Linked DNA regions of Homo sapiens: region 2 is linked to region 1. Evidence: chromatin contacts called from ENCODE Hi-C or POLR2A ChIA-PET data. All regions are on one chromosome and are shown on one strand. Each heading gives the region's core, a stretch centred on a gene start or an enhancer-like site at or near the end of the contact. The rest is flanking DNA. Distances are from core to core; before and after follow the strand shown. Region 1 holds the start of TTC28-AS1 (TTC28 antisense RNA 1). Region 2 overlaps TTC28 (tetratricopeptide repeat domain 28).

Region 1 (4,448 bases), core at 1-2,500:
ATAAGAGAAACTCGGTGACTCCAGGGACTGCCTTAGGAGAAAGTTTCTGGAAGTTCTGACATTCCAGAAACTTTCTCCTAAGGCAGTCCCTGGGAGTCACTGAGTCAGTCCATTTCCGTTATTTTTTTGGAGGCAGCCCTAACTCCACAGATGTATTCCACTATCAGATACACCAGATGTTTATACAAAAATGTTTTCGTGATATTTTAATCGTCTTAATAGCCTTTCAACAGGTTCTCATGGTTCTTAGAAGACAAATTCTTTACTATGGCCTAGTAATCCAGTTGGTCCCAGCTCATTTCCCACCCTCACTTAGGATGTTCTGGCCACATCTGCCCTCTAGCTGATCCTTGAACACCCTAGGCTTACTCCATCCTCGGGTCATATTTCCCTCCAACTGGAATGCCCCTCTCACATCCTAACAGGCTAGGCTCAAACACCGCCTCCTAAGACAGCCCTTGTCTTGAGTCCTCTGCTTCTCCCAGTACTCCACTGTATTCATAGCATAGCACTTCCCCACCACCCCAAATTCTCCCTGCTTTCTTTCCAAGTGAGTTGTCTCCTCTAGACTGTGAGCTTCTTGAGAACAGGGACTGTGTCTGCTTCTAGATGCATCCCCACTGCCTAGAACCGTGTCTGACACAGAGCAAGCCAGCGACCTCCGGGCTGCGGCTTTGAGGCCCACGGCGCTTTCGGTGTAACTGCGCGAACCAACTCCTGAACAGCCCGCTTTCCTGGGTCTCGAGGCCAAGGGCCTCTTTTCTCCCAGAGGGCCTCCGTCGGGAGTGCTGGCCGCTCATCCTGCCGAGTCACAGGTGAGGTTTAGGATTCTCCGCCGCGGTGGACCTCCACGAGACCGCGAAGCAGGTGAACGTCCTCCCGCGGAACCTGAGCTGCCAAGGGCTGGGGAGGGGAACAGAAGCTGGCGTCGGCTGCCTCCAGAACCTGTCAGGAGTCTTTTATGTGGACTATGGAGGTGAGGTGTCGGTCAAGGAGGTGGGCCCTGACTCGGAGCAGTGAGAGAGAGCAGAAAACCAGTCACCGCAAAACGGCTTCCAAAGAACCAACTGGAAAACTCACCGGAAAGCGTAGGCTGCCCAGACGCCCCGAGGGACCAAAGCTGAAGGGAGGAGCCCTCGTAAGCAGACAAGAGTGCGCGCGTCGAGCTTGCGCAGCCGCAGTAGAAGCCGCACGCTCTTCGGCAGGCTGCGCAACCGCAGTGGAGGCCTCGTGTGCCCGGGGTGGGGCACGAAACTGGGCGGAGCTAGGCCCCCTCGCGCGCTGACGCGACTGGTCGCGGCGGAAGGGTGTAAGCACGCAGGCGCGATGGTGGCTCGGGGGGGCAGGGAGGCGGGGCCGCGCAGGCGCTGTGAGAGGCGGTAGCGGCGGCGGCGGCGGTGGTATCGGCGGCAGCTGTGAGGGGGTTCCGGGAAGATGGTGCTGATCAAGGAATTGTGAGTGGGTCTGTGGGCGCGAGCGAGGCCGTGGGACGGCAGTGATGGGAGATTTGTTGATGGAGAAGTGGTAGGATATTCCTAAATCGGAGTCAGCCCTGTGTCAGCCCCTCCCTGCGGGCGCCCCCTCCCTCCCCCGGCCCCTTCGAAGCCCCTCAGCGAGTGCGCCCCTCGGCCCTCCAGGCATTGCCGTGGTAACACGCCCTCTCCCTTCCCCGGGGCGAAGGCGGCTGGGTCCCGGCCCGAGCGCATGGCTCGGGAAGGCGCGGCCGGGAGTTTCCGCTGGGACCCGCCTTCTCCCCAACCCCCCACCCCCAGGCTGGGTCTGGGCCCACCCCCAGGCCCGCCGGTGGGAAGGAGCCGCAGTCCGAGGGTGGGAGAGACACGTTGGTTCTGACTGTGATTTGTCGTCCGGGGTGGAGTCCCCTGGTAACCAGCGGGAGATGGGCTTGCCGGTTGAAGGCAGCCCTCGTGTCAGGACTCGCGGTGGGACGCTGGCGCCTTGAAGTTCGTGGTGGAGCCGGGATTCCGGAAAGCCTCCGCTCTCCTGGGCAGCTCCGCTGACTTGACGGGAGAGCCTTTTCTCTTTTTGGTTTCCGCATGTTTTAAGATGAGGTGACATCCCGGGCCCCACCTACTTTCTTAGAAGTTAACACGTGCTCTGTCAAATGGAGGGATTTCGAGGTGCATCCGACTGGCCAAGTGATTTTGTTGAAAAGTCACGGCTTTTCCTACTGGCAAGGACTGTAAACATTACGGAAATCTGCTTGCCTCTGAATGTTCGTCTGTCACAGCTGGTTCGTGTCGTCAGCATCCTTTGGGCAGCTAGGGAGGTCGAGTATGGCCCATTCGTTGGTTTTCAAATTCTTCATTTTAAATTCTTAGAAATATTTTTGGCTTAATTTAGCTTTTTTCAGACACCTTATTTTTAGTGTTCTTAAACCTCCTTTAAAAAGTCACTGATGCACTTCTCTGAGACTTAATACCTCCCAAAGACTCCCTGTCTCACCCAGAATAAAAGTCAAAGCCTCTGCAACAGCTACAAGGCTTTACACTTTTTTTTCCTGCCCTGATCTCATTTACTACCTTTTCCTTGCCCATTCCATCTTCGCAAGCTTCCTTGCTGTTCCTCTGCTACTCTAGAATAAGTTCAGTTCAAGACCTTTCCACCTGCTTTTGTTCCCTTTGCTTGAAGTGTTCTTCCCTTGGCACACTAACTCACCTTCTTCCAGGTCTTTGCTCAGACGTCACCTTCTCAGGGAATCCCTTTCTGAAGACCTAATTGTAGTTCCCACTATTTGGGGTGGTATTTGTCTTCCCTGCTTTATCGGTCTCCATAGTACTTATCACCATCCAACATGCCAATACAATTTATTATTATTATTTTTCTCCTACTAGTTGTGTTCTCTTTTTACATGTAAGGGCCATGAGTTTGTTTTGCTCACTCTCATATCCCCAGTTTTTAGAATAGTCCCTCGCATGTAATAGGTGCTCAGTAAATATTTGTTAATGAATTGATGAAAAATGATAACTTTGGTCAGTGACAGGGATTTTGAGAAGAGACATTTTGCCTTTTTTTGGTAGAGTGAAAATTCTCAATTAAAGCTTATTTATAGTACTGAATATTGGGTTTATATAAAACTTTTCTTCCAAGTCGTTTATACAGTGTATCAAACAAGTGTTCATTACTCTGACTTCTAGATGATGTGGGTAGATGGGTGGCAGACACTAAAACAAATGGAGAAAATAAGAAGGAAATTGACTTGGACCAAGTTACACAGCAAGTGAGTTGCAGAACTGATTTTAAATAGATCCAGTCATTTTTCTTTCATTGGAGTATTTCCTCCCTCCAAAAGTGTTACAGACACACAGTATTCAGTAGATCCCTTTGACAGTATGTGAGTAGTATGAAGCTAACTCTTGGAAAGCAGTTCCTATTGGGAATTTGCGCACTGTGCTTTTTGCAAACATTTGCTTTCATTATGAAGATTTAAATGTACCCAGATAATGAATGTTGACACGTGCCCAAAGTCTAATTATTTTTCCCAAAGAGTTATAAATTAAGTTTCTTGATGTTAACTCTTCATGTGTATCTCCCCTAGATTTTTTTTCCTCCTAGACTTTTTGAAGGTAGAAGCTGTTTCTTAAGTAATGTCGGTATCTAGCACAGCATCTAGGCCTAACATGCTCTAAAGAATTCAGTGTTGTTCAATGAAAAATTGATACTTCTTACTCTCAAGTCAACTTTCTAAAATTCTTGTTGGTTAGGAGCAATGAATAGCTTATTCCTATGTGAAGATATTGGTAACTAAAATACTTTGGCAAATGTTTGTTGTCTTATAAAATTCTTTTTTATTTTTATGTTTTTTTTTTGAGGCGGAGTCTCTGTTGCCCAGGCTGGAGTGCAGTGGCATGATCTCTGCTCACTGCAACCTCCGCCTCCCAGGTTCAAGCGATTTTCCTGCCTCAGCCTCCCAAGTAGCTGGGACTACAGGCGCACGCCACCATGACCGGCTAAATTTTTTGTATTTTTAGTAGAGACAGGGTTTCACCCTGCTGGCCAGGCTGGTCTGGAACTCATGACCTCAGGTGATCCGCCCACTAAGTGCTGGGATTACAGGTGTGAGTCACCGCACCTGGCCCTCTATTTATTTTTTTATAAGAATTAAAATGTTAGAAATGACTTTCGAGGTGGGCTGTTTCCCTTCAAGTTATTATTTAAGCAGTAGATGAAGTTACCATTAATGTAAAGTCCTGGTTTTAAAGAACTAGTTACTGATTCCATTTGGAAATTATTTTTATGAGGATTTTCAGACATTTGAACATTTTCAACTGGCACTGAAAGTTGAATACTGCTTTTAGAATAACAACAGAAAATCAAAGCCTGTATGTTCCTTTTCCCTTTTACTTGTTAAGCAAATCTTGAAGAAGTTACTTGACTCATTGTTCTGAATGTCTTAATCAGTCACTTTAATTTTTTGAAAGAATTTCCTT
Region 2 (4,865 bases), core at 1,475-3,974, 72 kb before region 1:
CCTCCCTTGCAAGATGCCTAGTCAGTGCCCCAGTGTCACATCCTCAGGCCTGGCCACGTGGGCTATGTGGGGTTGCAGCAGTCAGCCTGGCTTCACCCTGGGGCTTTGTGTACCCTCAAAGCCATGCGGATGGAAACCAGGGCTGGCCTGGGTCTCTGACTCACCCCCAATTCCCCCTCAGGTGGAGAAATCCCTGCAGCGCATCCAGAATGGGCAGCGCAATGCCATGTACACATCCCAGCAGAGTGTGGAGAACAAAGTGGGCGGCATCCCTGGCTGGCAGGCCCTCCTCACCGCTGTGGGCTTCCGGCTGGACCCCCCAACCAGTGGCCTGCCAGCGGCTGTCTTCTTCCCAACCTCCGACCCGGGCGACCGGCTCCAGCAGTGCAGCAGCACACTCCAGTCCCTGCTGGGTGAGCTGTGGGTGTAGGGCTGGGGCAACAGGCCTGGCTGACAGCAGGTGGAACAGTTGGTGGCCTTGGGCCCCGCATTCATGAGGATGCTGGATCTCCCAGCTAGGAGCAGGAGGGTGTCCTGAGAAATGGCAGGGGGTCCCAGATACAAGCATCTCCACACCTGGAGGAAACAAGTGCCATTTACCTGCTGTTTCCATCTGTGATGGCAGGCATCTGCGCCCCACTGGCGCTGCCCCTTCCCGGGATGATGGGAGGTCGTGCCGGCAGACACTGGCCACTACTGCCATTGTCATCAGCAGCTGTGGCCCCGATGAAGCTGTGCGGCCAACCCCAGGGTGAAGCTGGGTGCTTGACTAGGGGTGGTGCTGCCTGGGTCCTGGGAGTGTGGCCACGCCTAGAGGACTGCGGCAGGGTCAGGACTCAACCCACTTCCACCCACCTTCCTGGGAGACCACGCTGTCCTTTTCCAAGGCACACACAGACACACATGTCTAGCTGTGCTGAGCTTCTGAAAAATGCCACCGATGCCAAGGATTTAGGGTTCTTTCCCCTGGGAAGGTGGCAGGCTTTTGGGTGCAGAGGCCCTTCTGAATAACTTCTACCCTTTTTTCTTGGTTTAGGTCTGCCCAATCCTGCCCTCCAAGCCCTTTGCAAACTCATCACTGCCTCCGAGACGGGCGAGCAGCTCATCAGCCGGGTAAGTCGAGCCTGGAGGGCTGAGCCAGGGCCTGAGGCCCATGCTGATTTGGAAAGGCAGAGCAACTTGGCCCTAAATAGGAACCTGTAAGTGAATGCAGTCTCACCGCCTTTGTGATTCAAAGGAGAAGGTGAGGGCCGGGAGTAAGAGAATAGCCCTGCCTGGCAAGTGCTGTTTACCTGCTGTTTCCATCTGCGATGCCAAGGCATCCGTGCCAGCGGCACTGCCCCTTACCGGCATGATGGGAGGTCGTACCAGCAGACACTGGCTGCTATTGGCATTGTCATGGGCAGCTGTGGCCCTGATGAAGCTGTGCGGCCAACCCCAGGGTGAAGCTGGGTGCTTGACTCAGAGGGGCACAGAGGGGCAGGTTTGCATAGTGTTCTCATATGTGCTGAGCATCCAGGGCCTTCAGAGGATGCTTATGGGGCCCCTGTCACCTGTGGTCTCAGGGCATTTCCTGAAATCTCCACTCGGTGGTCTCCTGAACCTTGTCCTCCTCACCACCCACTTTTTCAGCTGATTGACGAGTGTTACAGCCACCCTCCCCAAGCCACCAGGTGTGGGGCCAGCCCACCAGGATGGCTGCAGGTGTTCCCACGCTTCTTTGATCAAAGTACTTAACCATGCCTGAAACAAGATAGTCACCAAGGCAAAGCAGTGAACCCAGGAGCAACTCTCATGCAAGACACTGCTTAGCAGATGTGCTTTCTTTTAGGAAAATACAGATCTAGTTCAGGAGTTCGGCGGGTTCCAGTTCTTAGCATCATGTAGGTCCTTTGCAGCTTGGCCTGGGAGCTTCTCAGTACCCATGCTGCACCACTGCGTTCTGGCCAGTGAGGGTCTGGACCAAGCCCCTGGGGGGACAGCTGTGGGAGCACTTCTGGAGGCTGGAGCAGCCCTTGAAGAGCACAGAGTTGCTTTTCTGGCCATTTTGGAGTGTAACAATTTGAAAAAGTAATATATGTTGTTATTAGAGATATTTGCCAGCAAATTTCACTGAAGTGGAAATATTTCTATGGAGAAATAAAGCTGCTCCATCTACTATTAGCCTCTGAAACACACTGAGTGCTACCTAGGGCTGTTTCCACCTGGATTTGGAACTTAGAACCAACAGTGACCTGTCCCCTTGGCTGAGTCCCTGCTCATTTTGTAATAAGTGTATTAACGCCTGCTCGTTGAATAGCATCAGGAAGACACTTCCAGAACACTGCATATTAAAGCATCCTGAACCCAGGCGGTCTAGAGGTCTGTGTTCTACAAAATCTGAAAGCCAAAATTATACTCCATTTGCAAGGCTGTGCTGAGAGGCCAAAAAGCCAGTTGCTTAATTTCTTGCTTTTGATGGGAGCACAGGGACTTTCTGCCTGATACGCTGTTGGGCCCTAGGGACATGTCCCGAGGCTGCCCCCAGTGGTGGCAGCTGGTGGACCTTTCCTGGCTCACTCAGGAACCAGGGACTTTGGTTTCCTGAGCTGGCTACAAACGCCCGCTGTGCTCTTTCCCTCCCGAGCCTCTACTGGCTGGGAAGGGAGGCCTGGCTGATGCTGCCCCTGAGCCCCTGGATCCGCACGCGGCTGGCCTGGGTGTGGCTGTCCGTTCTCCTGTGTGTCCCCTGCTGACTCTTGCTCCTCTCCCCTCCCAGTCAGAGCCGCGGGCCTGGTGTGGCGCTTCCTAAACAGTGATCAGCTCATGTTGCATAACAGCCTGTGCTTGAGTCTAAACTCTCTTCTTTCTCTCTTTCTTTCTTTTTCTTATAATCTGCTGGCCGAAGGCTGTTAAAAATATGGTTGGAATGGTGAGTACTACTTTAAGTAGCAACTGTTGTCAGGTGAGCCCCTCAACCCACCCACCCCCGAGTTCCCCTGGGCAGGCTCTGAGCTCGGGGTGCACGTGCTGTCAAACGGAGCCACACGGGCTGCGGCGCCCCCGCGGGTGCGCACTGCTGCTGGACTGGCGGCCCGTCCCCTTCTCTGCTCTGCCTCCCCTCTTCCTGCTCCGCCCTTCTTGCGTCCTTGATTTGACCTCCTGAGGTCCACCAGACAGCAGGGGCAGAACCAGCTTTCAGTGAGTGTCACTCTGTGAACCCACACACAGACCCCTGAGGAGAGGCCACAGACCCTGAAATCTGAAAGGAAATGGACACTTGAGTGGGTAATTCCTCGAGCTGTGAGGCTCTAAGATGTAACCGGGTTCCACTTCGCCATCCACCTCAAGGTCCTAAAGATGACTTAAGAAAGTGGGAGGTGGCCGGTCCCCTAACTCACCCCTTCTACTCTCCATGGCCTCTCCTGTGAGGCTCTCCCACGCCTGAGGGAAGACACAAGGCTGGAAGCAGAACCCGGCCCCGGCCCCAGGAGGCCACACAGCCTCTTGCCCCAATGCCCCATGAGCTTCCCACAGAGAGGACAGCAGGACAGTAGGTATGAATGCACCTGAAAAAGAATCTCAAATGCTACACTCATGAGAGGGTCATTAGCGATGCCAGTGACAGGTGACATAAGAATAATGGGTCGAGTCTTGAGGTGGGCTGGAGGGGAAGGAGACACAGGGTGCTCACGCTGTCCCCCCTTCCTCAGCTCCACCAGGTGCTGGTTCAGCTCCAGGCTGGCGAGAAGGAGCAGGACTTGGCATCAGCTCCCATTCAGGTCTCCATCAGCGTCCAGCTGTGGCGGCTCCCGGGATGCCACGAGTTCCTGGCAGCTCTAGGTAGGCAGAGAATCCTTGACTTAAATGGGTTCTTGAATTCCATCTTTTAAATCTCTGTTTTTCCTCCTGGTTTCTGTTGGGCAAAGTATCTCAGTGTCTTCTTAAAATATTATCTTAAAACAGTTAACTCAGGCTGGGTACAGTGGCTCACGCATGTAATCCTAGCACTTTGGGAGGCTGAGGGGGAGGAACACTTGAAGCCAGGTGTTTGAGTCCAGCCTGGGCAACACAGGGAGACCCCATCTCTACAAAAATTAAAAAAAATTAGCCGGGCATGGTGGTGCATGCCTGTAGTCTCAGTTACTCAGGAGGACTGAGGCAGAGGATCTCTCTTTTTCTTCCAAAAAAAAATTAACTTAGATTCCAGTGGTTTAGCAGGATTCCCAAATGGTACAAATGGCTTTGTGCCATTTCCTCTGCACTGTGATTTCATCTCTGTCATTTGTGCCCATTACCTTAACATGAACCTGCTAGACTCTAGTATTATTGGAGGTCAAGTGTTATTAGGAGCTAAAGAAAACTAAAATTAGAGTCATAAGATGATAATGGTTTCAGTGTTGTCCTCTGTCAACGGGTACTCAAAACTGGCAGGAAAACAGTACTATTGAAACCACCTCTGAGAGACCATGGGTACCTAGGACTGCACATAGCAGGGGCCTCAGTCAGTGCAGGACACTCGATTTCCCTTTTTTACCATTTGTAACGTGCAGGTGTGACTCCTGACATATTGCTGTGTACCTGTAATGGTGCATCTGTTGATAGAACACAAGAGGCTGTGAGCCACTCCCCTCCTGCCCCACTTAGGGGCCCAGTGACTGGCTCGGGAACCATTCACTCCACAGGTTTCTTTTGAACACCTGTTATGTGTCAGGCAATGTTCCAGGCACTGGAGATGCAGCAGTGAGCAAAAGACTAAATTCCTACCATCCTAGAGCTTGCACTCTACTGGGAGAACACGAACAAACCTAATACAGTGTCTAAGGGACGCCTTAGGAAGCCAGGGAGCACCATGGCAGGCAGAAGCAGATGGGTGGGAGCAGGGC

What was found. Hi-C counts contacts between places; a loop is a spot of excess contacts on that map. ChIA-PET counts read pairs that join two places held with the same protein, here RNA polymerase II (POLR2A). Pooled maps may share reads with other maps.
Region 2: a loop to region 1 is called in a map of heart left ventricle, with 6 times the contacts of the local background. The contact joins the enhancer-like site here to the promoter of TTC28-AS1 in region 1. A Hi-C loop is called at or near these places in 23 of 168 maps with a recorded cell type or tissue (G401, IMR-90, MCF 10A and 15 more) and 20 of 50 pooled maps. POLR2A ChIA-PET finds 5 or more read pairs at or near these places in 13 of 52 experiments (A549, AG04449, CD4-positive, alpha-beta T cell and 9 more).

The regions. Positions count from the first base shown.
Region 1 is chr22:27,916,178-27,920,625 of GRCh38, reverse strand. It overlaps TTC28-AS1 (TTC28 antisense RNA 1), which reads right to left and starts at 1,250. Exons shown (of 5, transcript NR_026963.1): 1 at 1,081-1,250. It overlaps PITPNB (phosphatidylinositol transfer protein beta), which reads left to right and starts at 1,370. Exons shown (of 12, transcript NM_012399.5): 1 at 1,370-1,454. The coding sequence starts at 1,435. MIR3199-1 (microRNA 3199-1) reads left to right here and starts at 14; the gene lies at 14-101. It overlaps MIR3199-2 (microRNA 3199-2), which reads right to left and starts at 100; the gene lies at 15-100. RefSeq lists enhancers at 850-1,029, 200-1,184, 1,185-2,170 and silencers at 1,340-1,409, 1,600-1,919.
Region 2 is chr22:27,988,835-27,993,699 of GRCh38, reverse strand. It overlaps TTC28 (tetratricopeptide repeat domain 28), which reads left to right. Exons shown (of 23, transcript NM_001145418.2): 18 at 182-413; 19 at 1,037-1,113; 20 at 2,888-2,911; 21 at 3,693-3,822. All of the region lies in intron 2 of TTC28-AS1 (TTC28 antisense RNA 1), which reads right to left. Among named protein-coding and RNA genes, the nearest start is that of MIR3199-1, 71 kb to the right of the region's middle. RefSeq lists enhancers at 1-345, 346-867. Within about 2 kb of position 2,724, at least 15 of the 41 ENCODE cell types and tissues checked have a DNase peak (open chromatin) inside an H3K27ac peak, as active enhancers do; they include OCI-LY7, ascending aorta, gastrocnemius medialis and 3 more, where a contact is called at or near this core.